Linked DNA regions of Homo sapiens: region 2 is linked to region 1. A link is a contact called in ENCODE Hi-C data. All regions are on one chromosome and are shown on one strand. Each heading gives the region's core, a stretch centred on a gene start or an enhancer-like site at or near the end of the contact. The rest is flanking DNA. Distances are from core to core; before and after follow the strand shown. Region 1 overlaps PDZD2 (PDZ domain containing 2). Region 2 overlaps PDZD2 (PDZ domain containing 2).

Region 1 (2,706 bases), core at 108-2,607:
CAATTCCATATATTCCCCCTTCATAGTGTAGACTCCTTGCGGGCTACCTTTTCCAGCTCCCTTTGCATCTGAGCAGGGCTATTTGGTTAGTTCTTGCTAATGAGATGTGAGAGGACGTGAGGTGTTTCACTCCAACCCAAGGCACTTCAGAAGTAGATGCACCTTCTCGCCACCATCTCCTCCCTTCCACCAGTTGGGGGCAGAGTACTCGCAGCCCTAGGACATTGGTGGGGACACAAGATGGAGAGAATCTGAGTCCCTGAATCACCATGTGGAGGAGAGCCACCTGCTGACCAAGGATGAGTGAGATCATGAGAAATCTGGGCTATTTTTCTTGAGGACTTTTTCTTTCCTCTTCCAATTTTCTTTTGTGGTTTTCGGCTCTGTATGACACCCATGCTGGGGAACAGAACCTTGAAACGGTTGTTCCTAGGATGGTCTCTGCCGTCGTATGAATCACAAGACAGCCGGGGCAGGTTTGGCTGTGAACCATTTGTGGCTTTGGTGTAGAAATTTAGTGTGTGTGTGCATGTATTTCTGTGTGTGTGTATGTGTGTGTACGCATGCATGCGCCTGTGTGTGTGTGTGTGTGTGTGTGTGTATGCATGCATGCGCATGTGTCTGTGTATGAGTGTGATGGCCCTGGCCTGTATAAGATTTCTGCTTCCTGGGATTTGAGCCCTGCACTAGGCTGTTTGTGAGAGAGAAATGATTTTTTGTTATGTTAAGCCGTTAAAACTTGGAGGTTTCAGCTGGGTGCGGTGGTGCGTGTCGGTAATCCTGACTACTCAGGAGGCTGAGGTGGGAGGACTGCTTGAGACCAGGAGTTCAAGACCAGCCTAGGCAACACAGCAAGACCCCCATCTCAAAAAAACAAAACAAAACAAAACTTGGAGGTTTAATTGTCACAGCAATAGCAACTATCATTACCCTAATACACAGGCTAGGTAATATTTACTTATTCAATTGTAGATAATGTTCTCTAGACAGTAAGAGACCCCTCTATATCATCACCGCCTAGTAAAAGCTGGATATTAAGTGAACATTTGTTGAATAAAAATAGTCCATTGGTTAGAAAAAGGGCTCAAATCCTAGTAAGCAGTAATCTTCTTACTTTGCCATACGCCATCACACTCACACACAGATACATGTGCAAGCACACACTTGTGCCCGCATACACACACACACACACACACACCCTAAACTTCCACACCAAAGCCACAAACGGTTCAGGGCCAAGCCTGCCCCAGCTGTCTTGTGATTCATACGACAGCAGTGACCATCCTAGGAACAACCCTTTCAAGGTTCTGTTCCCCAGCATGGGTATCACACGGAGCCAAATACCGCAAAAGAAAATTGGAAGAGGAAAGAAAAAGTCATCAAGAAAAATAGCCCAGATTTCTCATGATCTCACCCGTGAGTCAGATTTGCATTTGGGATAACAACTAACCAAGTAGACCAGAACAGTCTGTCTGCAAGATGTGGGCCTGCCAATTTCAACAGCACAGAGAAGGCACGCTTCTTAAACTGGCTTAAAAGGACAAATCTAGTACACTTGTTTATTTTTTTTTCTTAAAAAAATGCCAAGGTAAAACAACCTCCTGTTTAAAAGTAGTTCTATAATTACCTTTTAAACACTGAATGCCAAGTACCTGTATCTTGCCATTTGGGGCAGTGGGGAAAAGTCCTACCAAACGGTCTTCACTGTGTGACCCTTAGAAAGCCACCTCAGCTCTCTGGGTTGAGATTTGTTCATTTATAACATACAAGATTAGAATAGACAATCTCTAAAGTTGGAGGAAGAAATCATCATCAGTGGAAGGGAAACTGAATTTTTCATGCCTTGCAAGTCTTTTACTATTAATGGAACTTATTCCTAACAGAAACAGGATATTTTTTATGGGTAGCTTAATTTAGATCAATTTGTTCATCTAAGACAGAAAGTGAGGTCCAAGGCATTGTGGACGTGAATGGATCTTTAGTAGTGAGGGGCAGGAAAGGGATGATTGTTTTCATGTGAGAGGTGGTGCCGTGGCCTGAATGTCCGTGTCCCACCCTGCAACCCCAAATTCATATGCTGAAATCCTAACCTCCATAGTGATAGCATTAGAAGGTGGGGCCTTGGCCAGGTGAGGTGGCTCACACCTGTAATCCCAGCACTTTGGGAGGCCACAGCGGGTGGATCACAAGGTCAGGAGATCAAGACCATCCTGGCTAACACGGTGAAACCCCGTCTCTACTAAAAATGCAAAAAAATTAGCTGGGCGTGGTGGTGGGCGCCTGTAGTCCCAGCTACCCGGGAGGCTGAGGCAGGAGAATGGCGTGAACCTGGGAGGCGGAGCATGCAGTGAGCTGAGATTGCGCCACTGCACTCCATCCTGGGCTACAGAGCCAGACTCCGTCTCAAAAAAAGAAAGGGGATCCAAGAGAGCTGCCTTGCCTCTTGCCCCATGTGAGGATGCAGCTAGAAGGCACCATCCCTGCCTGGGAGCAAACCCATCCCAGACTCCAAATCTGCTGGTGCCTTGATCTCAGACTTTCCAGCCTCTGGAGCTGCAAGAAATAAATTTTATTTTGTATTTTATTTATAAGCCACTGAGTTTATGGAATTTTTGTTATAGTGGCCCAAAAGGACTAAGACAGGCAGCATGTGGATTCTGGAGCTCCAACTGTGTGTCAGGACGTTTTCTTCTTTTACAGATAAAA
Region 2 (2,706 bases), core at 89-2,588, 430 kb before region 1:
TTTGATTGATTGCTCTGCAGGGTCTGCTTCAAGACCAGAGGCCCTGAAGTTGCTGCAGGAATACTGAGTGATTGATTATAAATGACAGAAGGACCATCCAGATCTGAGTTCACGAGGCTTAAAAACTGGCAGCTGTGAGGATGAAGTGGTTTCCTTTGACAGTTTACAAGGATCCCACTGAAAGTCCACCAAGTGGTCGAGACAGTTTTGGGGCAAAGGCAAGCATGACAAGATCTGATGACCAAGGTGTTTCCCTGTATTGAGGAGGGCCTCAGCCCTCTGGAAGAGGGAAAGTGAAATGACACAGAAGGAAGACTGGGGACCATGGAGGCATCTGGACAAGAAGTGTTTCTCATTTGTTAAATGGAATCGGAGCCATTTTCAGCAAGGACTACAAACAGCTCAGGCCACAAGGAAGCCAAGTTGTAGAAAGGAATCCAGCTACCCTTATCAGGGAGAGATGTGGAGAAGGAACAAAAGGCCCCTCCCAGAAGGCACTGCCTAACCCATACCCTCTGCTTTGCCCTCTCGAATAAAAAAAGACGTCACCCCTGAATGCCAAGATGCACGGCACTCCAGACATCTGCAGTACTTAACAGGGCATTAAACAGCTCGCACTGCAGAAACAGACGCTGCACGTGGTTCTGAGGCTCTGAATATGGACGGAACGTAGAAAATCTGTTTCTAAACCTCTTCCAGTGAGTTCTTCTTGGTTGACTAAGGCTGCAATTTCTGTTTTCAGACACAAAATACTCTTGCCCCCTCATTTCCTTCTTTTCTTCTAAACCAGGAAAGAATACAACCTTGCTGTTTCCCAAGGATAAATCTTAGTTCTGGAATTTCTCCTTCAACACTGCTCGCCCCGTCACGTAGTTTCCTGTTTTCCTTACCAGTCCTAACAAGAGGCTGTGAATGTAAGAGATTCCTTCTTAGGACACTTAGGGAAACTGTTCTGCAGTCATTTTAAATCTTCCACAGTACAGCTTGAACTACTGGGGGGATTTTTCTAATTTTCTAATTTTTTTCTAATTTATTTGTAACACTGCTTTTGTAAGCAGCATCCAAACACACTAGACTTCGCTACATTTAATTTTTCAGATCTAGAAGTTAGTTAGCTGTTATTTTCCTTCATGTTCAACCAGAATCTCCTCTTTCTGCAGTAGCTCACAGCCTGCTGGTTGTTGAAATGATCATCTTACCAATGCCAGGCTCCAGGGGGATGGTCTTTCTGGACAGCAAACCCTTCCCATTGGCTGTGGGAGGCTCCTGCCGGGCAGAGGGCCTGGGCTGATCCATCCCTTTCTTGATGACCACGAGGGCATCTTTGTGCAGCTGTGCCTGGTGCAGAACCTTCAGGACATTCCCGTGGGCTAAGCCAGCCAGTGAGGCGCCGTTGACTGACAGAAGGAAATCCCCTCGGTTCATAGTCCCTTCCTGAGAAGCCGCCCCCTGAGAAAACACCCTGTGGACCTGGGATGAGGAAAGGAAAAGGGAACAAAAACCAGATCCACTTACGATTTCCGGTAAAAGGGAGATAGTAACTAACTGCGTATCTGTAGTAAAGGAACCTTCCTTTTTTATTTTTATTTTTTGAGAGGGAGTCTCGCTGTGTCACCCAGGCTGGAGTACAGTGGTGCAATCTCAGCCTCCCGGGTTCAAGCGATTCTCCTGCCTCAGCCTCCTGAGTAGCTGGGATTATAGGCACACACCACTATGCCAAGTTAATTTTTGTATTGTTAGGAGAGACGGACAGGGTTTCACCATGTTGGCCATGCTGGTCTCAAACTCCTGACCTCAGGTGATCCACCCGCCTCGACCTCCCAAAGTGCTGGGATTACAGGCGTGAGCCACCGTGCCGGGTCTTGTAGTAAAGGAACTTTCTAAGGTAGACACTTGCTTTATAAAAAAAAACATACATTCAGTGCGGGGGATGGAACACAAATGTCAATGCCAGTGTCTCCACACATTTTTTTTTAACTCCTTTTTAGTGTCTGACATGGGCCTGGCATCCAGGAGGCAATGGGAATACGAAGATGAATGAGGCCTGGGCTCGTGCAGTGAAGGTGACCCTCTGGATGGTCCTGAAGGCTTTTGAATGATGTAAAATTTTGAGTGACTTTTTGAGACGGGAGTAATTGTATAAACACAAGTTTGGCCAGTTGATTCTAATGTTTTCTACTGCTTAAAATATGGAGGTAAATTATAAGGCTATAGCGAATTGTGTTTATAGGGATTGGAAATGGCCTATACATGTCAGCTCTGTGTTAAAAATGCTTGTCTTTTGTCAACGAAAACCTTACGTACTACTTCTCCCACTTCTCCCTTTTTATGTTGGTAGCTGGGAATGAAATCCAGCAATCTCTGAACCCGCTGATTGGAATTTGTGCCCTGATCACATTCTGAGGCTGCTTGAGGGGGGATTTTCCTGAGAGCCTAATGACTCTGTCACTTACCGTGATTGATTTTGGCTCCACATCTGTCCCTCCTGCCACACTGAATCCCAGACCTGAGCCTTCTTTTCTATTCAAGACTATGAAGCAAACATCTTCTTCATTCTAGTGAAAACAAACAAAAATTATCCTTTGAGCTACAGCTGCAAAAAATTAAGAAAGAAAAACATATCCCCTTGGGCCAGGAGTAAGGAAGCTCTGATGTCAGTCCTCTTGGAGGGGCTTTTCACCACAGGCCCTAAAGGTTCTTTGGCTC

What was found. A loop is a pair of places that touch in the nucleus more often than their neighbours do. Pooled maps may share reads with other maps.
Region 2: a loop to region 1 is called in a pooled map, with 3 times the contacts of the local background. The contact joins two enhancer-like sites. A Hi-C loop is called at or near these places in 1 of 168 maps with a recorded cell type or tissue (K562), 2 of 37 single-sample maps with no recorded cell type and 6 of 50 pooled maps.

What each region holds. Positions count from the first base shown.
Region 1 is chr5:31,662,347-31,665,052 of GRCh38, reverse strand. The region is part of intron 1 of PDZD2 (PDZ domain containing 2); the gene reads right to left. Among named protein-coding and RNA genes, the nearest start is that of PDZD2, 25 kb to the right of the region's middle. Within about 2 kb of position 1,357, at least 4 of the 41 ENCODE cell types and tissues checked have a DNase peak (open chromatin) inside an H3K27ac peak, as active enhancers do.
Region 2 is chr5:32,097,128-32,099,833 of GRCh38, reverse strand. It overlaps PDZD2 (PDZ domain containing 2), which reads right to left. Exons shown (of 25, transcript NM_178140.4): 22 at 2,454-2,555; 23 at 1,200-1,470. LOC105374711 (a long non-coding RNA gene) reads left to right here. Exons shown (of 4, transcript XR_007058716.1): 3 at 1-1,523; 4 at 1,989-2,706. Among named protein-coding and RNA genes, the nearest start is that of GOLPH3, 76 kb to the left of the region's middle. RefSeq lists an enhancer at 931-2,130. Within about 2 kb of position 1,338, at least 7 of the 41 ENCODE cell types and tissues checked have a DNase peak (open chromatin) inside an H3K27ac peak, as active enhancers do.